Linked DNA regions of Mus musculus: all the other regions are linked to region 1. Evidence: chromatin loops called from intact Hi-C (ENCODE). Cell type or tissue: heart. All regions are shown on one strand. Each heading gives the region's core, and the rest is flanking DNA. Links, peaks and the distances in the headings are about the cores only.

What was found. A loop is a pair of places that touch in the nucleus more often than their neighbours do. Peaks named below come from ENCODE experiments on the same cell type or tissue, not always from the same donor. Only the 100,000 strongest peaks of a DNase experiment are listed, where the experiment ranks them.
Region 2: a loop joins it to region 1, with 4 times the contacts of the local background. A loop is called at or near these places in 15 of 42 quality-filtered maps.
Region 3: a loop joins it to region 1, with 2.2 times the contacts of the local background. A loop is called at or near these places in 11 of 42 quality-filtered maps.
Region 4: a loop joins it to region 1, with 2.2 times the contacts of the local background. A loop is called at or near these places in 9 of 42 quality-filtered maps.
Region 5: a loop joins it to region 1, with 7 times the contacts of the local background. A loop is called at or near these places in 29 of 42 quality-filtered maps.
Region 6: a loop joins it to region 1, with 2.1 times the contacts of the local background. A loop is called at or near these places in 2 of 42 quality-filtered maps.
Region 7: it touches region 1 in a loop (2.4-fold over the local background); 8 of 42 quality-filtered maps call a loop at or near these places.

The regions. Positions count from the first base shown.
Region 1 is chr13:38,578,905-38,583,395 of GRCm38, forward strand. No RefSeq gene overlaps it. Among named protein-coding and RNA genes, the nearest start is that of Gm40922, 26 kb to the left of the region's middle. In heart, for the core only: a CTCF peak has its summit at 1,911; DNase peaks (open chromatin) are centred at 1,217, 1,877 and 4,077; H3K4me3 peaks cover 1,204 bases; H3K27ac peaks cover 361 bases.
Region 2 is chr13:38,062,391-38,066,881 of GRCm38, forward strand. No RefSeq gene overlaps it. Among named protein-coding and RNA genes, the nearest start is that of Riok1, 28 kb to the left of the region's middle. In heart, for the core only: a CTCF peak has its summit at 2,641 (motif pointing right); no DNase peak of the experiment used is centred there.
Region 3 is chr13:38,218,342-38,222,832 of GRCm38, forward strand. Snrnp48 (small nuclear ribonucleoprotein 48 (U11/U12)) reads left to right here. Exons shown (of 9, transcript NM_026382.2): 7 at 2,347-2,435; 8 at 2,894-3,052. Among named protein-coding and RNA genes, the nearest start is that of Snrnp48, 16 kb to the left of the region's middle. In heart, for the core only: a CTCF peak has its summit at 2,173 (motif pointing right); no DNase peak of the experiment used is centred there.
Region 4 is chr13:38,525,782-38,530,272 of GRCm38, forward strand. It overlaps Txndc5 (thioredoxin domain containing 5), which reads right to left and starts at 2,703. Exons shown (of 10, transcript NM_145367.4): 1 at 2,407-2,703. The coding sequence starts at 2,627. It overlaps Gm31834 (a long non-coding RNA gene), which reads left to right and starts at 2,122. Exons shown (of 2, transcript XR_382215.4): 1 at 2,122-4,181. In heart, for the core only: no CTCF peak of the experiment used is centred there; DNase peaks (open chromatin) are centred at 2,190, 2,720 and 3,060; H3K4me3 peaks cover 2,968 bases; H3K27ac peaks cover 2,305 bases.
Region 5 is chr13:38,340,644-38,345,134 of GRCm38, forward strand. Gm47990 (a long non-coding RNA gene) reads left to right here. Exons shown (of 2, transcript XR_003950672.1): 2 at 3,236-3,480. Among named protein-coding and RNA genes, the nearest start is that of Bmp6, 2.8 kb to the right of the region's middle. In heart, for the core only: CTCF peaks have their summits at 2,114 (motif pointing right) and 2,873; a DNase peak (open chromatin) is centred at 2,108; H3K27me3 peaks cover 931 bases.
Region 6 is chr13:38,436,208-38,440,698 of GRCm38, forward strand. All of the region lies in intron 1 of Bmp6 (bone morphogenetic protein 6), which reads left to right. Among named protein-coding and RNA genes, the nearest start is that of 4930579J19Rik, 23 kb to the right of the region's middle. In heart, for the core only: a CTCF peak has its summit at 1,961 (motif pointing left); DNase peaks (open chromatin) are centred at 1,974 and 4,194.
Region 7 is chr13:38,507,820-38,512,310 of GRCm38, forward strand. Txndc5 (thioredoxin domain containing 5) reads right to left here. Exons shown (of 10, transcript NM_145367.4): 5 at 2,308-2,423; 6 at 75-161. Among named protein-coding and RNA genes, the nearest start is that of Gm31834, 18 kb to the right of the region's middle. In heart, for the core only: no CTCF peak of the experiment used is centred there; a DNase peak (open chromatin) is centred at 2,352.

The DNA.
Region 1 (4,491 bases), core at 280-4,279:
ACACACCTATAATCTCAGCACTTTGGAGTTGAATGCAGGAAGATCCAGTGTTCTGGGCCAGCCTCAGCCACACAGTTAGTCTGAGCTACACAGTTAGTTCACCTTCACAATAGATAAAAAGCAGATATCCCCTACTTTTTGCTCTTTTTGGTCCCTCTTTCATGATAATCCCTGAACCCTAGGGGAGGGGTTTGCTATAGATGTCTCATTTAGAGATGAATCCTTCGTGGTTTTCAGCAAAACAGTATTTTCTGCACACGGTAGAGCCATTGCCCGCATGAACTCACAGTGGCTGGGACTGCATGCATAAGACCTGTACAAGACCAAGCCGGCCGAACTCCTAGCACGGAGATGATCAAGAAGGGTTCATGTACGCCACCCCCCATCCGAGGAGCTATGGCGATGGAGGGAGAAGAGTAAGTTTTCTTCAGGGATGCAACCCCTGAGCAGTAACCGCGCTCTAGCAGATCCTCTTACACCCATGCACATACAGGCAGCGGTAAGTGGTCTCGGTGGGCTTTAAAAGGAAAGATCACATGACGTCGGAAGAGAAAAGAGGTGGGAGAGAACCGGAAGGAGCTGGAGAGAAGAAGGGTGGGGGGGTGGGTCTGATTGGAGCATGCTTAAAATTCTCAAACAATAAAAAAAAAAGGATCTTTCCTTCTTCCTCCCTTCCTCCCTCCCTCCCTTCCTCCCTCCCTCCCTCCCTCCCTCCCTCCCTCCCTCCCTCCCTCCCTCCCTTCCTCCGAGACAGGGTCCCACCTGCAGCCTTGGCTGACGTGGAACTCACTATGTAGACTAGACATGCCTGGAGCACACACAGAGATGTGCCTGCTTCTTCCTTCTGAGTGCATACACTAATGGCCTGGACCATCAAGCCCAGCTCAAGTGCTTTTTCAGAGAGCAACACATTGTCTCCTCAAGATTAACTGCAAGCATTAAGTGCTTTACAGGATCCAGAAATAAATGTAGTCCTTCTGGCTAGCACCGGGGCATCTAACTGTGTTGACAGTGTGACCCCAGCAGCAACTAGAAAACTCTGTGCGAATTGGCTACTCTATCTCCCTTCCTTTTCCCTGTCTGCCAGGTGGGGGCCTTGATGTCCAGTGGCCGACGGTCGTCTGGCTCTTGGTGGCACCCGCCTGTTATCACTGTCTGGCAAGCCACCGCTTTGCTTCCAGAACCTTGGAGCCTTCCAGGGCATAAGCCGATAAGGGATTCTCAGGCCATGGTGCCAGGGGCTTTCTTGGCGAGGGTCTGAGGAAGGCCATTGTTGTCGCTTGCTGTTATCTCTTACGCTGACTCCACTTGGCCGAGGTGCAAAGCCCATCACTGCAGTGTGGAAACGGCTGCTGGACACCGGAGGAGCCGGCGCGTCCATAAACATGGGGCGCGCAGGAAATAGCAACCAGCCTTGCAAACAAAAAGAGAAACATTCTCAAGTTTATTGGATGCTGAGATGTTTGTCCTTGGTACTGCTGCCCGGCTTTATCTCACTCCACAGCCTTCCTATGGAAGAAGCAGGGAAGTGAGCGCTTTATCAGTGGGGATCGGAGGTAATGTTTATGTTTGGCTGACATCGCTCGGAAAGTATTTTTGGTGCCGAGGGTACTGTTTTTGTTCGTTGCAAACGTCTGTCTTGGCCATTCCCTTCTTTGTTAAGACTCCATATTCTAGGAAATCCCCAGTCAACTAAGATGCTTCTTGTCTCCCTAACCCATCAGGGAACCTCCAGACTATGGCCTCTTGGAAGGGCAAACTGCCAGCATGCTCCTGAAAGGACAGCAACAGAGTGGAACCCCTCCCCATGGGCGGCTGCGGCTAGAGGCAGACACACCTACATGGAGATATCTGCTCTGTGCATGCCCCCTGCAGACACTATTGTGATGTTGCACCCTGTCCTCTGGACCAGTTCTGCAACATCTTTGCTAAGCAGCTCCTATACCAAGTATCAGGATAAGCGCCCCGGGGTGGGTCAAAGGCCAGTTCTCAACAATGTAGCAGGAACTGAGGGTCCGCATGAGATTCAAACTCAACCGTTAAAGATGCAATGCCACCTTCAGGATTCAGGGAGTACTGCAGAGTGAGGGAGCTGACTACAGCCATCTTCCCACCCAGAGATCTTAAGTCAACAAGAGCAACCAACTTTACAAAACCACCTAAGATAGAGTAGTGCTATCTGCGGTGACTTGGGATAGCTCACATTAATCCTGTAGTGAGAGTTATAGGTTATGACTATATCTCTGATTCCTCTAGGAAACCGGTTCTAACCCAATACTTGCATTGGTAACATTGTCTTCCTTGCTCAGAAAAGCACCTTCATTTGGGTGGCAAATGGTTCTCTCTTCTCGAGCTGTACCAACAGCACAGCTGCACTGTGGGGCCCCTGACCTCCTGTACTTTCATTTCATTTGGTTTCAACAAACACTCCTCAGAACAGCTGCGGTGTAAAAATTCATTAAATTTAGCTGAAATATGCAAACTGAATATTAGTTGGTTCCGTGCAGAAAGCTTCAATACTACTCTATGTAATTAAAAAGTGACTTCAAAAGTTATCAGATAAAATAAAATAAATGGTATTTGATATTAAAAAAAAAAAAAAGAAAAGAACAGCTGCGGATCAGCTGGGTGTCCTGGCACACACCTAGTGCTAGCACTAGGGAGGTCAAGGGTGAGAAGATTGCAAACTGAAGGACATTTTGGGTACATGGTGGGCTCCAGGGCAGGCTAGACTGTATACTAAGGGGGGGGGGAGGAGGAGAAGGACAAAAAGGAGGGAAAGAGGGTGAGGGAGGAGGAGAGGAAGAGGGAAAGGGAGGATCCAGTGAGCCAGTCATGGTGACACTTGCCTGTAATCCCAGCACTGAGAACAACATCCATTGTTTAAAGTTATCCTCAGCAGTAAGGCACATTTGAAGCCAGCCTGGGATACTTGGGATCCAATGTAAATGAATGAATGAATGAATGAATGAATGAATGAATAAATAAATAAATAAATAAATAAATAAATAAATGTAAAACAAACAAAAACTAACAACAAAGCGATTCATGTCCTGACAGTTCACAGGGGAGAAACAGAGCCCCAGGAAGGTGGGCTAACTTGTCCAGGGTCACACACACACAGATTTTAAGGACATTTCTACAAACCCTAGGATACCAAGTTCTCTCCTCCATAGCATGTTGATTTTGAGGTGGGGGTATCTCTCCATTAACTGGGGTCTCAGGTGTGTTTTAAGTAGCAAGAAGTGGGGCTACAGGAGGTGAGATTCCAGGACCCCCCCCCCCACACACACACAAGTAGCTAAGGCTTGAACAGTGAGGCTGAACAAGGCGAGCCAGGGAGGGAACTGGGGGATCACTATAAGATGACCAGGGAGGAAGGCAGATGGATGGAGACTTGAAGCTGACGCATCCCTGCCACCTTTGAGCAGCAACCAGAGGGTGTGGCTTCTTTAATATAATGTGTCTGGCCACAGTAACGGTAAGAGCAGGCAGTGCCCATTGCACCTGTCAGCCAGTGCACTGGTGAGAAATAGGACAAGACGATGTGGCCAGGGCAAGATGATGTCATTTGCAACTAATGAATGTGGCAGGAGTGCAGATGTCTGGGAAATGGATGTGTTCTTCTCTTTTCTGTGAAGCTATAGTCTTCTATGGGTCCCAGGTCTTCCTTAAAAGTACTCAAGCCAATGCGATGAGTCTAAAGGGTTTTGTTTTTTACAGTGCTGGGGCTAGAACACAGTGCTCTACCACTGAGATGCAGCCCTGTTTGAGTTTACAGTTTCTACATCCCTTGCCGTACAAGCCCAAGGCATTGCTGCATATAGCCTTTGTTTTCGTAGCATATCTTTCATACGGACAGCTGCCAGGGTGCTTGGCCCTTTAAGGAGAACCCTCTGCTGTGCTGTTAGCAGCATCACTTCTGAGACACAGAACTGGGTTGTTTTTATACCAAGCCACCCATCCAGAGAAGAACTTACTCAGACCTATGCTAAGAACTAAGGAAACAGATACAGAGCCGTGGCAGCTGCTGCCAAGAAGTTGTTTGGCTCGCCAGTGGAATTTCCTAGTTCCCATGTTGCTCTTGGCTGTGAAAAAATTAGATGTTTGAAATGTTATTATCTAAAAAGGATAGGTTATGCCACTTAGTGAGAGGGAAAGACCTCATGGGTGTGACGGGGTGGGAGGGAGTGCTGGTGGAGATCTTAGCAGGGGCCCAGGAGAGAGCCTGAGCAACCAGCTCTTTACAGAATGACAAGCTGTGTCACTATCCCTACAACTTGAGTGAAGGGTGGCAAAATGACATTCTGGGGTTGCTTTCAATGGCCTTTAAGAAAGAGAGCCAGCCGGGGGTGGTGGCGCACACCTTTAATCCCAGCACTCGGGAGGCAGAGGCAGGTGGATTTCTGAGTTCGAGGCCAGCCTGATCTACAGAGTGAGTTCCAGGACAGCCAGGACTATACAGAGAAACCCTGTCTCGAAAAAAACCAA
Region 2 (4,491 bases), core at 354-4,353, 520 kb before region 1:
GTCTCTTCCAGGTCTTCTGGTTCACTTAGGCAGCTCTATGTGTTTATTACTTTACCATGTGAACGCAAAGCTAGGGCAAAGCAGAATTGTTCTTGCTGGCGCTGGCCTAGTTGGCCAAAGTTGGTGTCATTCAAAATACCTCGTTACGGTTTAGATCCTAAATGTTCCCCAAAGGCCATATGTTAAAGACTTGGCCCCAGGTTGCTAGCGGTATCGCTGAGTAAGGGCAGAACTGTGGGGTGAGGGCCTGGAGGATTAGGTCGTTGTGGGGTGTGTGGTGTGTGTGTGTGTGTGTGTGTGTGTGTGGGCGTGTGGGTGTTGTGTGTGTGGGCATGTGTGGTGTGTGTGTGTGTGTGTGTGTGTGTGTGTGTGGGCGTGTTCTTGCTGGGATGTCGGATTCTGGTCTTTTCCTCTGCTTCCTGGCCACGGTGATGCCGGCAGCTTCCCTTCATCCCCACTGTAATGTACTCTCACCACAGGCTTCACGGGTGAGAACGAACGCTTCCGTTGTTGGTTGGTTGGCTTTACTTCCTCGTCATCCACTTTCAGCTAAGGCACATTGCACTACAGTTATGCACTTCAACTGTTAGACTGGTTTTAGCTGGTATTTTACCACAGCTACAAGAAACTGAACACATGCCCTGTGCAGTAAGAAATTCAGACTCTCACTTACGGACAAAACTAGGGAGCTTGTATGTTCAAAAGTGTAGATCACGTTTTCAGTTTTATCTTCATCTTAAAACATAGTATTGTCCAGTCATGGTGACCCACTACTTTAATCCCAACACTGCGGAGGCAGAGGCAGGTGGGTCCCTGTTCAAGGCCAGACTGGTCTGCATAGTGAGTTCTGGCCAGCCAGGGCTACATAGTGAGACCCTATCTAAATAAATCAATAAAGTCACCAGCTCAGAGAGGCCGGTCTACCCCTCCTGATTTGGTATTGTCCTCTTGTGTCCCTCACACGTGCAAGCTTTGTCATTCCTCTGCATTATTTTCCTATAGCTCTACCGAGGACAAAGTAGCCTGCCGATTGCCTTCACTTAACGTATAGTGACTGTTTTGTCTGCCTCCACCCTCACTTCGGAATGTAAGCTCCAGAAGGCAGGGGTTTGTATTGTATCCCAGCACCTGATTTGTGCTGAGGTTCGGTCAGCTCTCAGTAAATGTTCAGAAGATGCTCTGTCTCCTGAGCAAAGGAGAGGCTATCATGTATGCCTCTTGTTTATAAGGATGGAAAGACAGAATGGATGTGGGTCAGTTTGCATCCCCCAGGCTTGTAATAGGGTTATCTGACGACCACGTAAAGTGTTCAGTCGAAAAAGTGAGTTCACTGATGAGTACCTCATCCCAGTCCATATGTGGACGGAAATGGGGCAGCCCAGTCCACTTGCTGATGCTTTAGCATGTAACACTGTTAAGGCTTTCTGAGGGCTGCGATGACAAATCTAGGTTTACGCTCCCTCGCTTGCTTTGATATGCAGCTGTGACACTGGGAAGTCACTTTCCTTTGAGGAAGAAGTCCTCATGTGTAAATAGTGGGACTTGAACCAAAGGATTACCAAAACGCTGTCTCAAGTTCATTCACCTGCAGTTTTTTCATGTAGCCCGGGCTAGTTTCAAACTCTCTTTGAACACCCATGCAGTCAAGGATGACCTTGAACTTGGGATCCATATAACTTTGTTTCTCAAGTGTGTCGTCACAGCCTGTAGTTTACCCAGAGATGGTAGGTCCTGGGAAAATGGAGCCAATAAACGGGGCGGACTAAAGTTTCATGCAGTAATTGCCAACTTTATGCTCTGAGGGTTAGGAGGAGTGACATAAGTAAACTGTACAGTCACAAGACAACAAGCTCTGTGTGTGTGTGTGCGCGCACACACATCAGTCTGTCTGTCTGTCTGTCTGTCTCTGTTTAGCAAACTGTGTGAGGCAAAAGCATGTTTTTCCTTAGAGGCATATAGACAACACTAGCCAGCTGTAATGAGTAGTTTGAAGTAAGTGCTCTTGTCGATACACCTGAGAGGAGCTCACATTCCGAGGACAATTCTTTGCTTTTGAAGAAACTGAAGTCACAAGACTTGTCTTCTTGGAGATTTCTCAGAAGACCTCAAAATCTCCCATGACTCAGTTCTTGAACAGTGTTCACCCTGCTTTATGCAGTGCTAGGGATTAAATACGGGGCTCCCTGGGCCGTGCAAACACTGAACTGAGACCATCCCTGGTCCACAATGGTTATTTTAAAAAAGTATCAGACCAATGTGATTTTCCCCCCTAAGAGTCTCATTGTGTCTTCCTTGTTGGTCTCCAACTCACAAAGAACCAGATCAGTATTTTTTTTTTTACCTTAACTTTTTTTATTGGATATTTTCTTCATTTACATTTCAAATGTTATTTCCTTTTCCAATTTCCCTCCCCCAAAACCCCATAACCCCTCCCCCTGCTTCTGTGAGAGTGTTTTTAAAAAAGACTTTAGACACCAAAGGGGTAGGTTGGACTCACTCTTTTGTTTATTAGAACTAAAGAGATTGGGTTTAAAGTGCAGGTCATCCCCTGTGCTGGTTGCTATTAGATGAATCATTAGCCTTTAGACTCTGCTGTTTAGCCATGGGAATGCTGTCAGTTGTGCTCGAAGTCATTTTATTCCACTAGAGGGAGCCATGCCCTTGAGTTCTGATGTTTAACCAGCATGATTGACAGCAGGTGCTGTGCATTTGGGGGGAGCATCCTGCAGAGGAGGCCCAGGTAGCTGAGGTCATTTACTTGGCTTCACCTCTTTACTTCCCCCTAGGCACTAACTCGATGATGGCACATTTAGTGCTTGATTTATACATCAGTCCCTACTTAGAGCCCCCAACAAACTGGCACCTCAATATATACTTTGCAAGAGTCGTAACTGAGTTAAGTCAGGTGTGGTAGCGTATACCTCAGTCTCAGTACATGGGAGACAGAGGCAGGATGGCCACAACAACAGAAGTGGTTTTTCACTGGGAAATAATGCACTTTTAGTATGGCAATTACAGAAACAGATCCTGGATGGCCCTAGATTCACGGTGTAGTGTGGTGGTCGCTTGCTGGTCCTTCAGACTTCTGGGACTCAGTGTCCCGTCTCACCTATCAAAGGAAGACTGAGTGGAGGGGTTCAGAGGCTGCAGTCACGGGGGCAGACACTCGCTGTGTCAGTGAGGTAACAGGAAGTTCCTAATGTTGACTACGTGTCAACTGCTATTTCCCGTATGCTGGGCTGGGTACACTGAGCAAGCCTGACAGCCTAGTTTAATCCCTGAATCCCACAGTGGAAGGGAAGAGATGATGATTCCCAAAAATTGCCCTCTGACCTCTACACACACCTGCCCCCCCCCAATATACACACAGTAATAATTTTAAGTAAATTCTTTATGTGGGCATTTTGTATGTACACAAATAGGAAAAATAGGCTTTTTTCTCAAAAATCTGTATAAACCAATTCTCTGTACTTTTCTAATTTTCTCTTTTTTTCATTATTCACTTTACGTCCCAGTTGCTGTCCCCACTTCTTTCCACTTCCTCCCTCACACAGTCCTCCCCACCCATTCCCTTCTCTCCCCCTGTGTATCCCCCCAACCCTGACACATCAAAACCCTTCAGGGCTAGGCATATAACTCCCACTGAAGCCAGATATGGCAGCCCAGTTATGGGAATGGGATCCACAGACAGGCAACAGCTTTAGAGATAGCCTCCAGTTGTTGGGGGGCCTCCATGAAGACCAAGCTACAGCAAGGTTCTATTCCCAACACCCATCTGGTGGCTTACAACCACCTAACTAGTTCCTGAGGACCCAATGCCCTCTTTTCGCCTCCACGGGCCCTGCGTGGCATGTAGTGCACCGACGTACTTTCAGACATTCATACACATAAAATAAAAATCTCAGAAATTTATTAGGACAAAGAACGTGACTCCAAGTTTCCTTCCACTCTTCCTTCAAACATGATTTTTTTATATGTCTTGTTTTATAAACAAAAAATCCAAAAGAAACTTTTATTCCATTTGCTAAATAAATTCCTATTAAAAATTTTTATGACTTTTTATTATGAGAATAATGCCTCGGAAAGTTACACATTTAACATGTGGCAGGAACATCGGGACTGTCGAGACTATTTGGAAATTTGTGCTTGTGAAATTGGAGAATAATGCCATCTGTTACATGACAGGATTAAGTGAGATACAATACAGGTAATTAATTTAGCACCAGTAAATGTTTACAAAAACAAGTAAAGGGGGCAGGGGAGATGGCTTAGTGGATAAACTGATGACCACTAAGGCACGAGGACAGGAACTTGGATTCACCAGAACCTACATAAATATCAGGTGGTATGATGGCTCCCCTGTAATCCCAGGCATGGAAGGTAGAAACCGTTGGCTAGTTTTCTGTGAACTTGACAAGCTAGAGTCATTTGATAAGAAGGAAATGCCCTCTTTCAAGAAAAAAAAAATGCTCCCACCAGACTGGCCCATGG
Region 3 (4,491 bases), core at 345-4,344, 360 kb before region 1:
TTAACTTTCTGTCTCCTGCCTCTGCACTTGATGACTTACCCTTCAGTGGCTTTGTCTGCATTTTACCCTGCCCTGGCTTCCATTTTATGCCATATGTCCTTTTGGTTGCTCTGGACTTTGATAGATTTTAGCACAACGTTATGCATGATAGTTACTATGCCTAGCACACTGCTGTGGGGTGTGCAGAGGTAACGGCAACAAGGTGCGAGCAGATGTTCCAGATGGTGTGAGTGCTAAAGTGTGCGGGAGCAGTGGTTTTTCTTAAAAGCTTACATTCTTGTGAGGTCTAAGATGCCGTGTCTCTGAAGAAATGGGAAGCTTAAGAAAACTCCCTCTGTTTTCCTGTGTGGTAGACCTGTGCTAGGTGGGTTGTAGGTGGGCTTCAGTGAGCTCAGATAGCGCTATCAAAAAACTGGAGCTGCATGAGATCTGGGAGCTGGAATGTGTGTGTGTGTGGTGCATACTCTACTGGCTCACACTGGGCTGCCTTGGGTTTTCTGTGGGAGACTATGAAGTGGGCAGGAAGTAGGGATGAAAGCAGCAGGCCTTGGTAAGTACAGATTTTAAAAAGTTGAGGGCCTTTTGGGGGATGGCTGGGCTTAGGAACTGCCCCGTGCTCTCTATTGTAGTGTCTTGAAGTCATGGAGACTCTAGGCCTTATTGAGGAGTTTGGCATTGTTCTGCATTTAGCTTTTGGAGGTATTGAAAGTTTCACTGAGGGAGGGAAGAACTGAAGTCAGGCCGGAACAAGAAAGGGTCTGACTGTGTAGCCCTGGCTGTCCTGTAGACCAGGCTGGCCTTGAACTCAAAGAAATCTGCCTGCCTCTCTCTCCCAAGTGCTTTGATTAAAGGTGGTGCTGCTATGCTTGGCTCTGCAGTGCCTTTCTTTGGTAATTACTTCTGCTTCCTGTACTTTAAAACCTTTTCTTGGTGGACAAGGGAGACGTGTCAGCTCTGTTTTGGTTTATCTGTTTTCCCTGTGACTAGTCTTTGCTTGATGGTGCAGTGAGATAAAAAAGAAGCTTTCACATGGTTCTTACAGGTTGGGGATTTGAACTCTGTTTGGGAGAGCATCTGGGACATAACTAACATTTTATACTCTGTCTTTCATTTTGGTTTAATTGTTAGGTTTAAGAACCATGTGCACATAACCTCATACAGGAGAGTTAGAAAGCTAAGCCCAGCAAGGAAGAACTGTGCACGTTTTTACTCGGATCACCTTCGTGGGTGCTGGGCCTTGTGGACTCAGTAATTCTGCTTACCCCTCACATTTCAGTTTGCATAGTGCCGGGTTTCAGTTTGATATTTTCATGTTCTACACCATTCTACTTTGCTCTTACTCATAAACTCCCCATTGTCTCCTGTTGCCTCGGCCTCCTTTGTGGATCCCCTCCCCCCTCAGGCTGTCCCCTCCTCCATTCCTGTTACATGTATTCCATTACTCTACCTTTTTAAATCCTCTTTCCCTTTTGTTCTCGACAACGTCTCACTGTGTAGCCCAGGGAATTCTCGATTTCCTTTAGGACTGGCATTGTAGGGAAGAGCCACCCAGCAGCTGTTTCTCCTCTCTGTACATATTTTACTCTCTATTTCATATTTTTCCTTGAATTGTTCAAGACTAGTTATCCCCAAAAAGTATGTATGTGTTTCCAGAGAATAAAGCTGTTTTCTTATGTAGTCGTGGCATAGTTCCAACTTGAAAGTTAACATTGAAATAATATTGCCATCTACCATTTCTTTATTCATCAGTGTGACAGGTGCCCTTTTTATAGTTCTTAAGTGTATGCATCTCATAGTCCATTATGTCATAGCCCTTCCTTAGGAAAATGTTGAGTGTGACAAGCAGTGATTTTTCTAATAGACTTTATTTTTAATTACATGTATATGTGTGGGTATGTGCACATGAGTGCGGGTACCAGAGGAAGGTGCCAGGAGACCAGGAGAAGACCTTAGATCCCCAATCTTAGAGTTCTAAATGATGGTGAACCACCCAACACGGATGCTGGAAACCAAACTCAGTCCGATGGGAGAGCAACAGATGCTCTTAACCACTGAGCCGTCTCTCCAGCTCCTATTTTTCTGGTTTTATGATCTTAAGTTTTACAACACCCTTTTTTAAAATTTTGATTTATTTATTTATTTTATGTATATGAGTACATTGTAGTTGTCTTCAGACACCAGAAGAGGGCATCAGATCACATTGCAGATGGCCGTGAGCCACCATGTGGTTGTTGGAATTTGAACTCAGGACCTTTGGAAGAGTAGTCAGTGCTCTTACCTGCTGAGCCGACTCTCCAGCCCTTAGAACAATTTCCTGATGTGACATTGGTTTTTCCTTCTTCCAAGGTGATCCGGGATGTGATCAAGGTGCACATGGAGGAGCTGAGCAGCCACTGGCAGGAAGAGCAGGGGAGAGCAGGAGACGCTGCTGAGAAGTACGCCAGTGTCTTTATGGAGGAAATGTTTGCTTATTCCATTTTGTGCTTATGTCAAACCCGTGCACGTTGGTAGTGTGCCTCTCGTGTGCTGTAACTGGGGACATGCATCACTGTGTGGCTTAGGGCATCTGTTTAATGCATGGCTTATGTATACTGCTAAACCACAGCATTTCCAAGACTCTGGGTAAATACTGTGATTCATTGGTGCTTGTCTTTGGTCAGTGCTCAGAATTACTGTATTTAGAGTCGTGGTGATGTGGGTCTTAGGGATGATACATGGTTATATTAGGGAACTCATTAGTTAGACAATATAGGGACTGTACGTTTGACTGCTGTCTCTGGAATATAAGATTATGCCATCGATAGGATTGGGATACTGTACTTTCAGTGGATAGTTGTGTGCAGTGGAGACCATTGGTGAGAGGAACTGATGAATGTTCCTTTCTGTGCTGCAGGAATGAAGAAAGGCGGTCAGCTTCAGTAGATTCACGGCAGTCTGGTGGAAGTTATTTGGATGTTGAAAGTTCACGACATAGAAGGGCTCGGAGTAGGAGCCCACACAAACGAAAAAGAAATAAAGATAAAAGTTCTGAGTCAAGAAGAAGAAAAGAGAGGTGAGTGTCTACCTCTGAGTTATCCAGCATTGTTGACTTTGTCTTAGAATGCTGAAGAGTAAATTATTGGAGTAAGTTAAAGAGGTGGGGGGGACCATGGAATTCTTCCCATTCACCGTGCGTCAGCTCACAGACTACTAGTGTAGGGATGCAGTCCCTAGTTCTGTATGCATGATAAAACACTGTGCCCTCTACCCTTCCTTTGTGATATTGGAAGTTGAACCTAGAGGCTCATGCATGGTAGGCAGGTGCTCTACTTCTGAGCTGTAACTTCAGCTTTTCTCTCTCTCTTCATTAATTTGTTTATTCACTTTACACCCTGATTGCAGCCCCCTTTTTGGTTCCCCCTTACGCAGCTTCTCTTCCACTCCCCTCCGTTTTCCCCTGAGACAGGGGAGGACCCCCATGGGTATCACCCCACTCAGGCACATCAAGTTACTGAAGGACCAGGTTTACCCTCACCCACTGAGTCCAGACAAGGTAGCCCAGTTAGGGGAATGGGGTCCACAGGCAGGCAACAGTCAGGGACAATCCCTGCTCCAATTGTTTGGGGACCCACATGAAGACCAAGCTCCACATCTGCACATGTGCAGGGGTTGGGGGCAGGGGAACCTAGGCCTAGGCCATGCTGGCTCTTTGGTTGGTGGTTCAGGCTTTGGGAGCCCCCAAAGACCCAGGGTAGTTGTCTCTGTTGGTCTTCTCGTGGCATCTCTATCCTATTTGGGTCCTTCAATCCTCCCCCCAAGTCTTCTACAAGGTTCCCGAAGCTCTGTCTAATGTTTGGCTATGGGTCTCTGCATCTGTTTCTTTTAGTTGCTGGGTGGAGCCTCTCAAAAGACAGTTATGCTAGGCTCCTGTCTGCAAGCATAATGGAGTATGATTAATATAGAAAATGGTTTGGTGCTTGCGCATGGAATGGGTCTCAAGTTGGGTCAATCACTGGTTGACCTTTCCCTCGGTCTCTGGTCCATCTTTGTACCTGCACATCTTGTAGGCAAGACACATTTTGGGTTTAAGGTTTTGTGGGTGGGTTGGTATCCTTATCCCTCCACTGGGAGTCCTGCCTGGCTATAGAAGATGACCTCTTCAGGCTCCATATCCCCCACTGCTATGAGTCTCAGCTAGAGTCACCCCCATAGACTCCCTGGGGCCTCTCCTCCCCATCCCAGGTCTCTGGCATATCCTAGAGATGCACCCCACAACTCCCCTGCTGATTTTGTTCTCTCTCCCCCACTCTCCATACACCTCATCTTTATATATTTTTTTAAATGTTTGAGACAGTACCTTACCATTCTGGCCTTGAACTCAGTCTGGAGCACAAGAAACTCTTGAACTTGATCCTCTTGCCTGTCAAGTTCCCTGGATTATAGACCTGTACCACCAGGTGACCAGCTTGGTGCCTCCCACCTTTCTTAAAACACTCACAAAGTAATGTCTGA
Region 4 (4,491 bases), core at 247-4,246, 53 kb before region 1:
AGGGGCATTGAGCCTTTCCAGGACCAAGGACCTCTTCTCCCATTGATGCCCGACAAGGCCATCCTCTGCTACATATACGGCTGGAGCCATGGGTCCCTCTATGTGTACTCCTTGGTTGGTGGTTTAGACCCTGGGAGCTCTGGCTGGTTGATATTGTTCTTCCTATGGGGTTGCAAACCCCTTCAGCTCCTAAGGGTTGTCCTGATGTTAGCGGAATTTGATCAGATATGCTCAGTTTAGAGTTGTAGATAGACATCCTCTATACCCTTGAAAGGGTTCTTATGAAAACAATACAAGATTTAAAAAGAAGATAAAGATTTAGTTCCCTCTAACCCAAGTTAACCTGACCACTTGGGGTCATCACCACACAGGCAAGCCTCTCCCCACCCAGGAGGACTAAAGAGTCCACTGCTTCTCTCTAACTGGCATTTCTGGTTTGGAGCCCTTGTGGATACAGCACTACAGAGACTGCCGGCTGTATTCAGATGTGGCCTGGAGCCAAGTGACAGAGCAAAGGCACCTAACCTTACCTTTGACCTAACTGTCCCTAGGTTCAGTGTGACCAGATGCTGGCACCAGATCAACAGCAGGAGGACAATCCTGCACCCACAAAGCTTAGAACAAATACAGAGACAGGTCAGTGCCATCACTACACAGTGTCCTTGCCCCAGCATCACACATGGACAGTGAACATTCCAGGCACTCACGGTGAGAAAGAAGTGGGGAGAGGACCCAGCGTAGTCTACCTTGAGTACCATGTTGTTCTTAAAATTTTGAAATCTTAGCACTCTGTAGGCTGAGACCAACAAAGTCATGAGTTCAAGGTCAGCTTGGCTACACAGAGAGATCCTGCCTCAACTTCCCCTTAAAACATCAAAAACCCAGCCTTCAAAGGCCATGGGTGGGCTCCTACATCTCTCTAATATTTTTATCAGAATAGCAAGAAGCAAACAATTGAAGGCTTATCCTAGAGAGCAGCCTCGACCTAAACGTCTGTAAGCCATAGAGTTAAAAAAAAAAAAAAGAATCTGTGGTGTATACCCCAACTGGCCAAGACTAGCTGGTTATTCATTGCATATATTCTAAACTTAAAACTCCATCAGCACTCCAGAGAACCTAACCCTGCCTGCATGTCAACTTTTCTCATAAAACTAAAAACCCTTAGATTTATTCCACCGAAATCAACTCCAATTAAGTCCTGTGGTGTACTTAACTGGAATCACTACTTTGAGACGACTTGTGCACAGAGTAACTATTAACGCGACTGACTGTGGCAGACTCCCAGTCTTTTTCTTTCAATGGTAGTTCTACAGACTCAAGTGGCTGTTCTTGGGAATGTAAAACAGTGTATCCCATTCCTGCATTCTTAACTGATAATGGCTGTGAGCCAAAATGATCCCCTCCCCCACAAAGTTAATTTAACACTAAACGAATTGAAATGCAGTAATAGCCCGCTCTAGGGTTATGGGCAAAGTTTCTCCCACTTTAGAAAAATACAATCACTGACTACATTGGATTCCACAGGCACATTTTTCTTAACTGCTTAACCCCCTGTCCTTAATGAGTCCCTACTGAGCTAGAGGAAGAGTACTTTGCTCAGCAATAAACACAGCCAGAACATCCCACATCTCAAGAGCCTGTGCTCTAAATACCGCTTTCTGCTGTGGACCGGAGAACTTCTTTCTCTGAGCATCTAGGCCCCAGTAGCAAAGCACTGCTATGTCTAGACTAATTCTTGGGGTAGTGAGGTGCACCAGGAAGCCCCAACCGAAGAATGGAAGCCTGAAGTTATGACTTTTAGGAAGAACAGTTCGACCTCACACTTTCCAAATGACCGGGCCCCAAATGAGAACAGGAGGTGAAAGAGTTAAAGGCCTTGAGAATACAGCTCACATCCACTCCAGCGTGCAGCGGAGACTCCAAAACTGGCACCTCGCTGGACTCCAGGGGCCGGGGAAGTCTCAGTTCCCGACCTAGGCTATCTTTTCCTACCCTCGACACACAAAGTGGGCAATCACATCTTGAGGGGGCCTTAGATTTCCAATCCAACCCAATATTGATGGGCCAGCAGGAAGAACCCTTCAGGATAGGGCACGTGGACGCCGGGCTCCCGCCGCGTCCGGCCAGCACAGGAAGTTTGGGGAGCTGGGCAGGGGACAGAAGCGGGGGATGCCTGGACTCCAGCAGTGTGGCGGGGTGGAGAGGCTTTTCCGGGTCTCCCCTCGGGGCCCGCCCTTCCTAGCTCGCAGGCCGGCGGCTAGCGCCACGTCAGCGGCGAGGCCCGAGCGCGGCCCACGCCCCCGGCGCAGCCTGCGCGGCCTCGCGCCCTCTCCCCGGTCCCCGGCTCCAGGTCCCTGGTCCCCGGTCCCAGATCGGGCTCCGCCGGCCTGCTGGAGCTGCAGTTACCAGGGCGCGAAGAACATGACGAAGTGCGCGGCGCTCTGGATCCCGTGCGTGAACATGTCGGCCGTATACAGGTGCTTGGCGTGCGGGTCCTGCTCGACCCCGCTGTCCGCTTCCACCTCCTGGGCCCGGGCGCCTTTGCGCGCCCCGAGCAGCAGCAGGAGCGTGGCCAGGGCCGGCAGCCCGGCCAGCGGCTGGAGGAGGCGTCCTGGGCGCGGGGGCATCGTGGCGGGGCTGGCGAGCTCTCGCTCGTGCCGCGGGTCCCCTCCGCGGCGCCGCTCCCGCCCCGGCTCCTCCCACGACCGCAGAGCCACGCCTCAATCACGCCCCCGCTCGCAGAGCCACGCCCCCTGTCCCGCCGGCTCACCTAGCAACTTGCTGTCTTCTGCTGAAAGCCACCAGGAAGAGGTCGCTTAGGTCCTGGGGTCCTTGTGCAGCACCTCCAGCGCTATCTCAGTCCGGTTCCCTTCCATCCCGCTGAGCTCATTCTCCTTCCCAAGCTCCTCATCAGCCTTTCCCTGCTAGGGACGAAGAGGCCAAGCTGCCAAGCTATGGAACAGTGGCAGCTTCTGTTGATAACTAATCAGACACCAAGAGACCCGAGAGTTTAGGACCAAGCTGAGCTGCTGTCAGCAGAAAGGAGGAAATCAGGCAAACGTGTGTGGGGTTTGCTCTTGCATAAGTCAGATTCTTAGCCAAAGCTCAACTGTGATTTGAGGGCCTGGCCTCAGGGGGTGTGATGAAACCACTTCCCAAGAGCACCTCCTCTGTTATCCTGCCCTGCCTTCACTTTGAAAAGGAAAGGCAGTCAAAGTGGCCCTTCCTTCAGGCCCTGGCTAGTGCCCTGTGTGCCCTAACTCACCCTGGATAGGAAAATGAATGGCAACAGCTGTTCTGGGTGAGAGCTAACGCCTGGGCTGGGGCGCATGGACCCACGCCAACTCTTGAACTTTAAGTCGGGTGGCAATCTAAGCTCCCTGCCCTGCCTTGAAAACCTGGAGCTAAGTTAGGGAGAACGAAACAACCACTAGACACTTGAGAGAGGTCCTAGAGCTATGCTCTGTACCGATGAAAAGGAAGCTGGCATCATAAGACATATATATGGTGATCTTTTATTGGGAAAAAGCAACGGGCATAGTAAGAAGAGTACATGGCCATCTTGTATTGGACTTCTGAGCAACACTTCTGAAAATCACCTGATCTTTATTAGCCTCAGCCTCCCTAAACCAAAAGCCTGGGTTAGCAACAGTTGGGGGTGGTGGTAAAGGGAGGGGCAGGGAAACTCACATCATCTGTAACTATTCTCATGTTAGGTTCGTCCACCTGTAAATGTTTAACCATGGTTTTCCAAACACCAAACTGCAGCATCTCTTGCTTGCCCCCTCTCTCCCTTTGTGCCCTCACATTCTGAGTAAGCACAGTTCAGCCAAACGCTTCTTCCGGCTTTCCTAACCTGAACAGACCTAAACTTGCCCATCGCAGGAGAAGTTCTATGAGCATCCTTTGCCCACGTGATTTTGACTATGGCAATTTGTTGCTCCAACTTGAACCAGCACACCAACTCTGCCCAGTAGCCTTGGCATACAGACTAAAATAGAAATCCCTGATGCTGTCCTTGAAGGCCTCCTGTGATGTGCTCTGCCATGCCTCGTGTCCTGTGAGGCTTGCTGGTGACCAGAAATCCAAGAACTCTTGCCATGTCATCTGTACTGTCAAGGTCAAAGCTTTATGCTCCTCAATACTTCTCTCACTTCATTGCTAAGACATCGCAACAGAAGGTACTATGTTTATAATATCAACTCCTTTTTCACCTGCCCAAAGCTGTGTGGTTCCAGATCCCTTTGGGGGTCAAATATCAGCTATTAACATTATGACTTGTAACAGTAGCAAAATCCTAGATTTGAAGTAGCAATGAATAGTTTTATGGTTGGGGTCACCACAACATGAGGCCCTGCATTAGAGCGTCACAGCATGAGGAAGGTTGAGAACCACTAGCACAGACCATAGCTCTTGGAGCCCTCTCGAACGCTGGCTGTTGGTTGATGTTTCACTCTTGCGTCTCGTGCAGTTGAGACGAAAGGCAGATAG
Region 5 (4,491 bases), core at 113-4,112, 240 kb before region 1:
TGTGGTACACTGTTCATCCCACTGTAGTTTCCGATCGTCCACTCCCCAGTTTAGACCACAGGTAGGTATAGTTCTCTGGTGTCTTCAGCTTAGGACCCTGCCCAACACACAGCAGACATTTCATTATTTGTTAAACGAATGACTGTGTAGATAGACTGGGTAGGTATATGGTCTTGTTCTTCTTTCAAAGCTAAAAGTCAATGATACTGATTTTTATTTTATTTTTATTTTTGAAACAGGGCTCACTATGTGGCCAGGATGGTGTGGAACTCAAGACCACCCTGACTTAGCCTCTGCAGCACTAGGATTACAACTGTGCACCATCCTCCTTGCCCCATGTGACTTTCCTTTCTAACCTGCATTTATTCAGTGTGGACTTTTTTTTTTTCTTTCTGGCCTCTGCATGACACCATATGGTTTTGCTCCTTAAAAGGACTGACAGCCCAATATGACATAGTTTCATGCAGCCTGCTAAATAGAGACACACGTGGTTCATAGAATGCCATGGACCCCAGAGGCTGACGGGTCAGGGAACCCTGCCCTACCCAACAAACATATGTCCAGTGCTTTCTCAGAACCAACCTCTTCAGGGATAATAAAACGAGAAATGGAGATGTATTGTTTGGTTCAATTTAAACATAAAAATGTGACTTCATGTACACATACCAGTTAGCCAATGAAAAATTCAGAAATGGCTTAATGAGTCGACTGGATTCCACTGATAACTTCATTGTTTGGAATTCTATAGACAGTTTGGGTTCTAGGAGTACAAGGTCTGAGTGCGTGAGACAAGTGAGACTCAATAAATAACAGATTTGCTATTTGGGTTACAGTGTGGAAAAAAAAATCTCTGGAAACAGATTTATATATTAGTTTTTCGCTTTGCCACCAGATGTCCTCCGAGTTGGAAAATATGATGGTCCGAGTGACATTTTGAAGTGTGAATGCCCAACATTTTTGAACAGACAGTGATGGGATAGTGTGAGGGACTGTGCATGTGACCGCAGACTTTGGGATGAGACACATATTTTGAAGTTTGTCTTACAGGTGTAGCTTTCAGAAGCAATATTTATTTAACACTCTGATGTTCATCTCTCGCACTCAGCAAACATTTACTTAACATAGTTCCTTTTCATTAAACCCAAACTGGTATTTTTAAAATGTGAGTGAGTGAGTTATTATATTTTGGAATTGATGTCAAACTCCTCCAACCTTGTGCTAATTATAATGCTGAGAGTTTAGGATTTTATGAGTGGAGTGTCCCAAGGACTCGGGGAGGGCAGACCTCAGGCTTTTAAGAACTACAGCCACATATTAGAGGACTTCTATGTTGAATTTTGAAAGCAACAGCTTAAGGCTTTGGGCCAAGCAGTTGAATGGGTCTGACTGAATACAAAAATCAACGAGTGTACTTGTGGTTTTGTTTTTGCTTTGTTTCGGTTTGGGTTTTGTTGAGAGAAGATTTCTCTACGTAGTCCTGGCTGTCCTGGAACTTGATCTGTAGACCAGGCTGGCTTCGAACTACTGGAATTACAGATGTGTGTCGTTACTGCCGGGTTACTTGTAGTGTATTGTTAATGATGTGGTTTATGGGCAAGAACAGAGCACTTAGCATATCAAATGGATAAGCAGTATCATTTTGAAACAAGGATATTTGGCATGTTAAATTAACAAGCACCATCTTTTCAAATCAGAATTTATTAGGCCAAACACATTGTAAACATAGAGCTCTCCACAACTGGTAAGGAACCACTTTGAAAGTAGGCATTTTTAAGAATTTTCTGTGAGTTACTCTGTGTCCCCGTGAGAATTCCCACCCTGTCTCTAGTATCACCAAACGTGTGGAACAAATTTGTGCTTTATGGTGAGGCCATCTTCACTTCGTGAAGTGGGGCAAGGGTGGGACAGACAACCTATTTCCAGAGACTGAGGCCATCTGCATGAAATGTCAGCCAAGCAACCAGATGTTTGCTATGGGTTGGCTCACACATCTGGCTTCTTGACGAGATTTCTCCTCTGCCCCCGCCCCCAACCCCCAAATGCTTGAGAGATGCTCAGAGAAAAGTGAGGGAAACTTGTCTGGGTTTACAGAGGAAGGGGCAGTAATATTTTGGTGTCCTGCAGGGGGCGAAGTGGCCTCTGATTTTCTCCAAGTGTTCACAGGTTCCAGTGAACTCTGGAGGCAGACCTGCTCAAACAAGTTCCTTCAATGCCATTATTCTGTATCCACTTAGAATCACACGTGTGCTTTGTGCTAGTCCTCTGCTCTGACACCTCCGGGCCACGTGGAGTCTCTAATGGGATGTGGTCAGGAAAACAGGAGCGGGAGGGACATGGATGAAGGTTCTCTTTCCACCCCGAGTTTCACTTGACATACATAGAGAAGCTGTGGTCCCAGTCTGATGTCATTGAACTCTTAGGATTATACCTCTTTATTCATCCCTTTGAACTAGGTGGGCCCAAGTGCTTGGCTGCCTGCTTCCTGTAAATATGGCATGTCCAGGTTGAGAGTGCACCATAGACATGCAGAACACATCTCTTGTGACCTTTGGCTGAATGTCACTGACCTTATGACATCTTACCTCACATTTTTTGGGGGGGGGGGCTTCCTCAGACTCTCATACTCACCACCTGAAGACACCCCCCAAACACCCCCTTATTTTAGCACTATTCTTTGAGAACAGAATTCCTCTTGGTAGGGGTGGGGAGTCTGTGACAGGCCTGAGTTAGAGATGCTGTTAAGGACTGTGGTTGATAATACTTCACTACATGTCATTTTAGACTCACGCCACAAGGGGGGGGGAACCCTACAGAGGGGGCAGTAGTGTAGCCCTACATGTCTGTTCTTCACTAGGCTCATTTTCACAGAGTCATATACCCCAAATGAGTCACAAGCTCGCTTTTTAAAAAAAGATTTATTTATTTATTTATTATATGTAAATACACTGTAGCTGTCCTCAGACACTCCAGAAGAGGGAGTCAGATCTCGTTATGGATGGTTGTGAGCCACCATGTGGTTGCTGGGATTTGAACTCCTGACCTTCGGAAGAGCAGTCAGGTGCTCTTACCCAATGAGCCATCTCACCAGCCCACAAGCCCACTTTTGTGTTTTAAATGGCACTCCCTAATGGAGTACCTTTAGGGCTTAGTTTGTTTTTCTATTTTTACAGATTCCAGTGTTGTCTTCACTGCCCTTATAATTTGCGCTTCTTTTATTCCGCATGTGTCTTGTCAGACCTCTTACAAAGAAGATGTGGCTGAGTGTGTGCAAGGAGGAGGCCCCCAGCTTGAAGCTCATGAGTACTTGTTGTGACTTCAGATCTTCTGAGTGGAGTTCCTGGCCTCTCTAGCAGCACAGCAGTGACTTCATACTTGTACAGTGTCCTGGACAGAAGAAACGGTGCACGCTTTTGATGTCTCTAGCATCCTAGCAACAATTATCTAAAATGTTTCAGACCCCATAAACCAATACTGAAAGTGGGTGGCTTATTTTCTTTCCTAATCCTTCCATTCTTGTCAGGTGAAAGACTCACATGTTTAAAGGGCATTTGCTTCTACCATCTAGAGATGAGTGGCCATTTGAGCCATGAATTGACATGTTTATTGGTAGAAGGCAGTGTTGGGAGTGGTCCCAGTTTGTTCAAGGATAGAAGCAACCTGTGTTGAGGGCCCTGTTTATTATCCTGGCTATTTTCTATACTTTCCAGGCTTCTGCCCTGGCTGAAGGCCATCTTTACCACCGTCTTTACGTTTTACCTGGAACGGTGTGTCTAATAATTGCATTTCAGCTCATTAAGATGCAATTGCCAACGGCAACTGCATTGAGAGACTAGCAAGAGGATGGGGAAGGCTTTCCTCGTAACACTAGCAGATCGTAACCCCTTTCGTTTGGGTTGTAGTTTAAGAACTCAAATGCAGCCCAAACGAAGAAATAAATTGAAATATCCGACTGGAAACCTCCAGGACTCTGGTTTGGCTTGTCCTGCCCTCTTTGCAGCTAGTGTGTGAGCAGCTTCCTCGCAGGGTGTGTCTTAACTTACAGCAGCTGCCTTTGAGAGCCACGTGTCTGCTAAACGCCTACATTCCATCAATAAGAGAAACTGAGCAGAGAAGGAGAAAACTGTCATACTATTTTCTCCTTCGGTAACGGCATGGATTAAATAGCTGTGTTTGCTTTTATTTAGCAGAGGAAGAAGAAAGTTTAGATCGGGGTCGTGATCGGATCTGTCTTCCTAGCAATGACCTCTTTGCCTTTCTTACCCGCCCAAGCAACTCCTGATGCCTCCAAGAATTCTGTGTGCTAGAAACCTACGCTCGCTAGGCAGAGGCAAGGCCCTGGGAGAAGGGAGGGTGAAAGAAGGGGGTGGGCCTATGTAAATAGCCCGCAAGAGTCACCTCTCCATTGGCTGGTAGCCTGTCCGTTACCGAGTAGGGCAGGGCGTTCCTGGGCTTGAGTGCGGTACCTGAGCGAGACGCGCAGCAGAAAGCCCA
Region 6 (4,491 bases), core at 360-4,359, 140 kb before region 1:
GCTCAGACTTCAGATAGGTCTTGAAATGCAGTAGCCTTTAGGCAACAGAAATTTACAAAATTGATCTATTATAAACTGGAAGCAAATAAAAGTGATTATGAATTCAAGCTATAAAGTAATCAGAGACCCATAATAAGGAATAAACATACACATACTTTAGAACGGAGGCAAAGTTAAAATTCCCGTAAGTCACAAAATAAACAGAATTAGGCTGGGCTAGAGCTCAGTAGCAGATTGCTAAGCATGCAAGAGCCCCCTCCCCCCAACATGCTCTTAAACCACACTAGTGCATCTGTTAGAACTATGATAGGCACTAATTGCTAGAGCTATTCTTATTTGTGTATACATGATGGCTACCCACTTTTTTTCCTTTCTTTTTTTTTTTTTTTTTTTTGGAGACACGGTCATGGCTTTGGAACCCAGGATGGATGGCCAGAGAAACCCAGGGATCTTCCTGTCTCTGCCTCCCCGGTGCTGGAATTCTAAGCTTGTGCCACTACACTTGGCTTTTTTAAATTGTGGGTTCTGGAAATCAAACGCGGGTCTTTTGTTTTTATTTATTTTTATGTATGTGTATGGCTGTTTTGCCTGAGTGTACATATCTGTGTACCTCCATGTCCCTGTGGTGCCCTTAGAGGCCAGAAGAAAGTATCATATCTCAGGCCTCAGGCTGGAGAGATGGCTCAGTGGTTAAGAGCACTGACTGCTCTTCCAGAGGTCCTGAGTTCAATTCCCAGCGACCACGTGGTGGCTCACAACCATCTGTAATGGGATCTGATGCCCTCTTCTGGTGTGTCTGAAGAGAGCAATAGTGTACTCATATACATAAAATAAATAAATAAATAAATCTTTTTAAAAAAGGAAAAAAATGTCCTATTTCCTGGATCTAGAGTTACAGGCAACTGTGAGCCACCACGTGGGTGTTGGGAATTGAACCAGGGTCCTCTGTAAGAGTAGAAGTGCTTTTAACCACTGAGCCATCCCATCCCTGCAGCCTCCAAAACTATTGTTATATGAAGAGTCCAAAGAAGAAAAATGTTGAATCATACTCTATTATACTATTAAAAACTGAGAAGAAAATGTAAATGTTTACAGTGTTCCTTCAGCTTCTGTTTGTTTCCATTACCAGATATCAAAGAACAGAAAAGACTTCATTTACAGTTTTAACACCCTGTCCAGCTGTGAAGCCATCCCTACTGGGGCCCTCTTAGGTCCCAGCTTTCCCAGGGCAGCTTTTCCATGTGGGTTGTATAACTATTTATAGACCTTTGTTTTCATAAATTGCCGAGTACAGAAACCCATCCTTAGCATGGGTTAAGGGTCTTAATGGCACAGGGTTTGTCATCAATGTCCCTGGTTCTGTGTTCTTTCCTCTTCTCTGGTTGTCTCGCTTCATTTTTATCCTGATTCATGGTTAGATTTTTGTAAAAGACTTCCAATATTGTGGAGTGGTGTGGGTTTCAGGTGCTCCCCTCACGTACAGTGGGGTTATGTCTCAGGAAACTCACCGGAAGTTGAAAAATGCGTGGTGTACCCCTCCCAAGCTTAAGGGGCACCCTACTTCAGCCACACAGTCAACAGGGCAGTGTCATGAGGACTGACCAGCTCTTCGGTGCCACTGCTCAGTAGCTCCAGAGAAGACTGTGGTCATATCTCCAGTCCAGGGCAAATCAGCATCCAAAGAGAAAGTGTGGTGTCACGGGGCTTCCTACACTTTTGCATTGTCATGAAGTAACAATCATCTTCAGTTTGAATGTCCACATTTTAGAACAGAAATTCCCCACTCTTCCCCTTCAGATTATCTTGGGAATTGCCCAGATTCCTAATCGGAAGTAGTCACTTGTCTAAGGAGTACTTCTTTGCCCCTCCCACCTTTCCTCCAACTCCCCTTTTCTCTAGAAAGCCACCAGAGGTGCAGGATGAAAACCCCCTGCTCTTAAGTGGTGCCTCCCCCTCGTGGTAACCCTGGGAAACTGCAGCGGGTCCAGTCTTTGATGTGGCAATAATTCAATTAGTTGTGGTTGTAGGTCTGGGGTCCCCATTCCCTTGACGGCTATTAATAGAAGTTCTTGTGTTCTAGAAGCCGCCTGTCTTCCTCAGAGATGCTCCCTGCTCATCATACCTGGCATCTCTCCACTACCCTCTCCTACTAGCTTTCCATTGCTGTGACAAAAGTGCCAAAGAAAAACTACTTAAAGGAAGAGAGGTGTCGGAGGTTTCAGTCCATGGTCACCTGGCACTGTTGCATTTATACCAGTGTCAGGCAGAATGTCGTCGTATGGGGACAGAGGGTAGATCAGACTGCACCCCTAAGGGGGCTGAGAATGGAAAAGTCCAGAGTCCCAGAATGCCTTTTGGGAGCACATTCCCAAGTGACCAAACTTCCTTCCGGTATACCCCACCTGCTGAGGGTTCTGCCTCCTCTTAACATCTCTAGAGACTGAACAATGGGCCTCGAAGACATGGGCTCTCAGGGACACCCTCTATGATAATGGCCAGTGCCCAGCACAGCTGGATAAAACTCTGGGCCTTTAAAGGGCTCTTAAGATTAGATCTGACCCAAGTGAATAACTCTAACCCTGGTTAACTCAAAATTTACTGATTAGTATTTGTAATCATAACTTGAACATCCTCTCATCACATCATATACCATAATTGGGGTATGGTATACCAGTATTTAAGGTAAGAAATCTAATGCGGGGTGGGGGGCTCTGGGAATTTGCTTAACACAGCTAGAGCCCCCAACCTTATTAGTGTTCTTTCAACCTTAAGATCAGGTTTATTATCTTCTACGTTTGGGTCTTTATTGTTCACTGGGGAGCTTTTCCAAATCTTCCTCTAGGGTCTAGCTTGAACTGACAAAGGAAGTATAGAACTCATCACAGCTACACCAACACTATGAAATCTCAAACCAGTATCTTCTCCCCCAAATCTACCAGGCCTGTAGAGATGCTGGCCAAGGAGAATTAGCTGGATGAACTCCGGGATGCACAATGTATTTATTTATTCACTAGCTTCTGACATGCTTAATTTTTTATTTCAGGGTTGCTTACTTCTACATAAAATGTTCGTGTTCTCTTTATTTTTATCCTTCATCCTCACCTCTGAGTTCTTCACTAAGGACATGAATTCTCTCTCTGTTGTTCTCTTTTCTTCCCTGTATCTCACTCTTTATCAGGCCGGTGCAGGGAGATGTGGCCCAAGAAGCAGGAGGCCCATATACTAGATCCACCTCAGTTCCCAAACTGGGTATGCCACCATCTCCTGGCATTGTTGTTTCCTTGTTGGTGACTCACAGGTGTCCTTGTTAGCCTGTTATATAATGGGCTTAACTGCACGTCTCTCAAAACCATATTGTGTGATACCAAGCTCCGGAGTCAGCTACTCAGGTCCCTTCTCTCTCAACGACCACCACAAGAACTCATAGGACTTCATCAAGAAATTAGTCCTGGTTTCTTGCATTTAATTGTAAGCATTGTTGTGCCTCCTTCCTGGAAGGTATGGGCTGCCAAACTCCTCCAAGGGCTTCGGTACTAACACAGTGACGGGCTGGTGGACACCGAAATCTTGTTGGACGTGTGGAGAACAGCAGGGTGATCAACAGCAAGAACTTTAGAATAAGCTCTGAGGGCTCAAATCAGATATACAGGCCCTGCTGCGGACAGGCTTCAGGAACTGGGGGAAGTTTGACACCAATGAGGATGAAGTGGAGCGGCGAGAAAGGAGTCCAAATGTGTGGGGCTGATCACTCAGCTGGGCACATAGCAAGATTAATGTCTAGTACATACTGTTCCTGCAGCGGCTGGTCACGCTCATCACAGTTTGGATTGGCATGCACTCTTGTGTGTGTGTGTGTATGTGTGTGTGTGTGTGTGTGTGTGTGTGTGTAGCATTCAGGCACATGCACTACCACTGAGTTATATCTCATGGCCCTACAATATGAAAGATGGAGGGAAGACAACGACCTGGTTAGTTCCTGTTATAACTTAGCAGCGAGTGCTAAACAGGGCAATGTGTTTGATATTAAGGCTTTCTTTTGTCTCTGGTTGGTGGACTTCCTAACATAATCCCCATGTCCAAAAATAGAACGAGAGGAAATAGAACACAGCAGAGCTGTAGAAATACTAGTGCAGACCGGAAACCAAATCGTTGGCGGGGACATCTTGCTAATCTCCTGTGGATTGGTGCAGTTGCAGTTAGGGTCTGACCCTGACGCTTGAGCATGGCTAGACATCTGTGTTAGACTGTCTCGGTCAGTCAGTGGCCCTCGGAGGCCAGCCCTCCACATGGCGAAGCCAGCAGTCAGTCAGATGGAGAGTGTCAAGGGAAGGCTTTGAGCAGATTCACACTCCATTCAGGAATAGTTAGAACAGGTCTTCTCCCCAGCTCTAAAGGCGTACAGGCTTCTCCGCTGTCAGGTGGCTCTTCTCATTCACACAAACTGGGCGGATGAGCCAGCACTCAAGTCTTTGTGATCACAAAACCTACATA
Region 7 (4,491 bases), core at 146-4,145, 71 kb before region 1:
AACACAGAGAAACCCTGTCTCGAAAGACCAAAAAAAGAAAAAGAAAAAAAAAAAAAAAAAAAAAAAAGACATACCTTCTTGCCATCTCGAAACCAGAGCAGAGTTGGATAGCCTCTGACCTGATGCTCTGAGCAGACAGCGTAGTGCTGCGTGCAGTCAACCTGAAAACAGAACCACAGAGCACTCAGCTGGCTTCTCCACAGCCTTGCAAAAGGCACTATCAGACCATTTATACTTAAAAAATAAAGTTTTAATCCAGATCCCAGAGCAACCGTGGTAGCAATCTGCAAGCTTTAAGAAGACTCTGCCTAGAAGCCACCCACAAATCCACCCACGCTAATGGAACGTGGTGAGGAGATTTGTCTTGAGATGTGGGATTTATTTGAATTTAACTGAAAATGGCAGGTCTAGGAAGTCCCATCGTGTGGGAAGGAGTGTGAGGCAGGCTGCAGAGAGTAAGACACTCACCGGACACTCACCTGGGCATTTCCCAATGCTAGGAAACCTGATATCACTGGCACTTACATAGTTTCAAATCAAGGGTGGGGGGGACGACGACAGCTCAGTGACAAAGCATGTTAGCATGTGCACAGGTCCCTGTAGTTCAGTTCCTGTGCACACAGCCCGACAAACTTGAGCAAGTGGCCCGTGTTTAATAAGAGCATTCAGTAAGCGTAGCATTAGAAACTTGTCCAAGTAAGCATTTCAGTAGCTATTTATTCTGGTGGGAACTGAACCCAGGGACCTGTTCATAGGAGGCAAGCACAGCTGAGCTACATCCCCTGCCCTTTTCTTAAGATATTTTTATTTTGAGATAGAGTCCCAATGAGCTGTCCCAGCTGGCCTTGAATTTGTAATCCTCCTGCCTCAGACTCCAGAATAGCTGAGATTAGAGACCTGTACCATCAGGCCTGGCTCAGGTTACTACATGTAAAGCAAGATTCTGCTTGCCTGATATTTTTACAAGCATTATTTTTTAATTTTTTTTTTTAATCATTAAAATTGGCCAAGCGGAACTAAGCTGGCTTTCACTGTGTCAATAAAATGGGGTTTAAACTATGTTAAGCGGTAAGGCTGCAGCAAGAGCCATTAGGTGTTAAAATGAGGTCCAGGAAGCTTCCAGCTAGGTCTGTGAGGGGCACAAGCATTCTCCAGGGAGGGTCCTGTCTAAAGCAATGTCCCTCACAGCCTGTGACTGCTCATGTCTGCTTCTGCTCAGAGCCTTTACTGAATAAAGTAGAGACAAATCACCTCCCACAAAAACTCTTAATTTGAAGTAAGGATGCCAAGACGGATGCAGGACAGAAGGCAAGATGTATTTTCGCCTTGTATTTCCACACAATGTTCAACGACTGAAATAATCAGCATTATTGATCATGTCAGTCACTGTATTATCCGTCAATGGTAGACTACGACATTGAAAGCAAAACAGACAAAAGGATAGAATCCATACAACTCACGGTGAGAATAACAATGTGCCCAGCATCACCCCACCCCCAAGGGCCATGCTAAACAGCAGACTCTCATCTGCCGATACACCACCCAGCCATCCATCTTGTTTCCTTTCTGCAAAGAAGTAACTGAGGGGAGACATCTCAACCAGGGCCAGCCTGCCAGGTCTACCACCCCCAGCTTCTGCTTCTGATCGTCATACCCAGACACGAGGCACCTCTTCTGTATGCAAACAAGCCCTGCAGCACGTGGGGAAAGGAGACATTTTTCTAGAGGAATTCCATAGAGAGTGAGCGACTGGTGAGCATCACAAAGTCAATAAGATTAAAAGTAGCCAGAAGCCCAGGGGCTGCTCTAGACAGTTCCAGAAAGCCCGGGCACACAGAAGTTGTTACACATTCCTTCTGGCTTCTCTGTTTGAACAGTTGGAAGGAACTGTGGCTAGCAGTGGAAAAGAGGGTTCGCCATAAAGGGTCTGCTGTGATCCTGTGTGAGTGCAGAACCCAGGAAGGACCCTTCAGGAAAGCTATTGGCTGAGCTCCACAGATACCCAGTGAACATTCTACAAGGCTCTACCCCATATCTTTGCACAGCTCCAGGGCTGCCAATTCAGAATTGGCCATTCCTTCAGAATAAATTGGCCAAGGCCATAATGTATCTCCATCCTGTGGAAAAGCCAGCAGACTCCAAAACCAGGCTGCCATCTGTGAAGGTGAAATGAATTGTCAAGTGGCACACTAACTGGAATTAATAAATCAAGTTTGCAACTTTGCACACAGAATGAATAATGGACTACTCTGCTAATTAATCTGGCCCAAGGCAGACTGTTCCAGTTTAACACGGGCTTGGACTTACCTTGCCAATCTTGACGGTTTCAGAATGTTCAAGGCCCAGAGCCAGCTGCTCCCAGGTTGGAGCCAGAGCTTTGCAGTGACCGCACCACGGAGCGAAGAACTTGATAAAGTGGTTGCCTGCGGGGAAGGCCAAGGCGGAGAGGAACAGGAAGAGGCAATGGGTTTACACCACAGAACCAAATGCTGGACTCAAGAATACAGCTTTGTTCCCTTGCTTAGAGATCTCAAGTCCTTCTGAGAAAAGGGGCTCACCACCACCTATGTTTGTTTATATGGGCATTCAAAACAATAACTCAAAACCAAATTGGTCATCTTTGAAGGGTAACAGAGAACCAACTCATGCTAAAAGAAAACTGGCAAAAAGGGAAAGAGCTGCACATTTACCATGCCTCTTTTTCTCGACCTAACACTGCAAGTGATAAATGAAGTTAGCACCAACTAATCTGATGAGGGAGGGCCCACACAGTGGCCATGAGTACTGCTCCAATCACAGGCAACAGATCGTCAGAGGCACTAGCAGTCATAAGGCCCTCCAGCACCCCTCCAAAGCATATACGGGAAAACCATGACAAGGTGGTATGTGATCTACCAGAGATTTGACCAGCAGAGTCCAGACTTCAGAGAATTCTGCAGGTCCACAAGCCATATGTGCTCAGCAAAGAATGCAGAAAGAAATGCTGGGGAACATGTAGATCAACAGAACCTTGACACAGACACCCTCAGCCTTCAATGAGTGTACAAATGCATTTAAGATTCATAAAATCCACAGAGACAAAGTTTGGAGCTGAGACGAAAGGATGGACCATCTAGTGCCATACCCGGGGATCCATCCCATAATCAGCCTCCAAACGCAGACACTATTGCATACACTAGCAAGATTTTGCTGAAAGGACCCCGATACAGCTGTCTCTTGTGAGACTATGCTGGGGCCTAACAAACACAGAAGTGGAGGCTCACAGTCAGCTATTGGATGGATCACAGGGCCCCCAATGGAGGAGCTAGAGAAAGTACCCAAGGAGATGGGGGGATCTGCAACCCTATAGGTGGAACAACAATATGAACTAACCAGTACCCCCCCCCCGAACTCGTGTCTCTAGCTGCATATGTATCAGAAGATGGCCTAGTCAGCCATCAGTGGAAAGAGAGGCCCACTGGTCGTGCAAACTTTATATGCCTCAATACAGGAGAACGCCAGGGCCAAGAAGTGGGAGTGGGTGGGTGGGGGAGTGGGTGTGGGAGGATGTGGGGGACTTTTGGGATAGCATTGGAAATGTACATGAAATAAATACCTAATTTAAAAAAGTCCATAAAATCCAACCTAGGCCTAGGGGCAGGAGCATTAAACTGAACCATCATATATGTCAGATGAGCAGACTGAAGTCGAATATTCACCAGTGCACACCTGAGCTATGAGGCCCCAAACCCAGGCATGGGTTCCACACAAAGAGCAAGGGCTGGCCTCTGGGTAGGGAATGGGAGAGAGGCCTGGGGTATGGGTGGTACAAAACAGGCTGTGGTGTAGTCACGGAAGACTGCCTTCACTGAGCCCTGTCAATTCTTTTTGTACTTATCATTTGTTTGCCAAAAACAAACAAACAACAACGACAACAACAAAACCAGGTTTTAAAATAAATAAATAACGCTCCTGGTGAGTTAAAAAAAAAAAAAAAAGAAAGAAAAAATATAAAGTCCTCACAACATGATTTTCTGGACACATTTTTCTATCTGGTTGATCTGCTTCTACATTAGGCTGATAGCAGCCCCAGGTCAGGAGAGGACTCACAGCAGATGTCAGGCAGTGGCCACACAGCGTGTAGCAGTGAGCAGCCACACTGATGGCTGAAGCTAGGCCAATAACGCATTCCAGGGAAATAGTGAATCGCTTATTTGAAATGATGAGCAACTGATCTTCGAGGCTAACACCGTCTCTATGCAGCCATGTGCAGTACAGACCCCGGGCAGCAAGATGGAGACTGAACTCCCAGAATCCAAGCAGCCCCATGGGAAGCCAGCAAGGGCAAGAAGCCATAGCTGCCTTGTGAAGAAAAAGCCTCAGCGAGCCTGAAGCACAACCACGTGGGGGCTTCAGGGTGTGTCCTGCAAGAGACGCTTGCGATGGGTGGAGCTTGGCTGGCCAGCGGGAAACTGACTGTCTAGGATGAGGGGATCTGTGTAGAATGTAAAT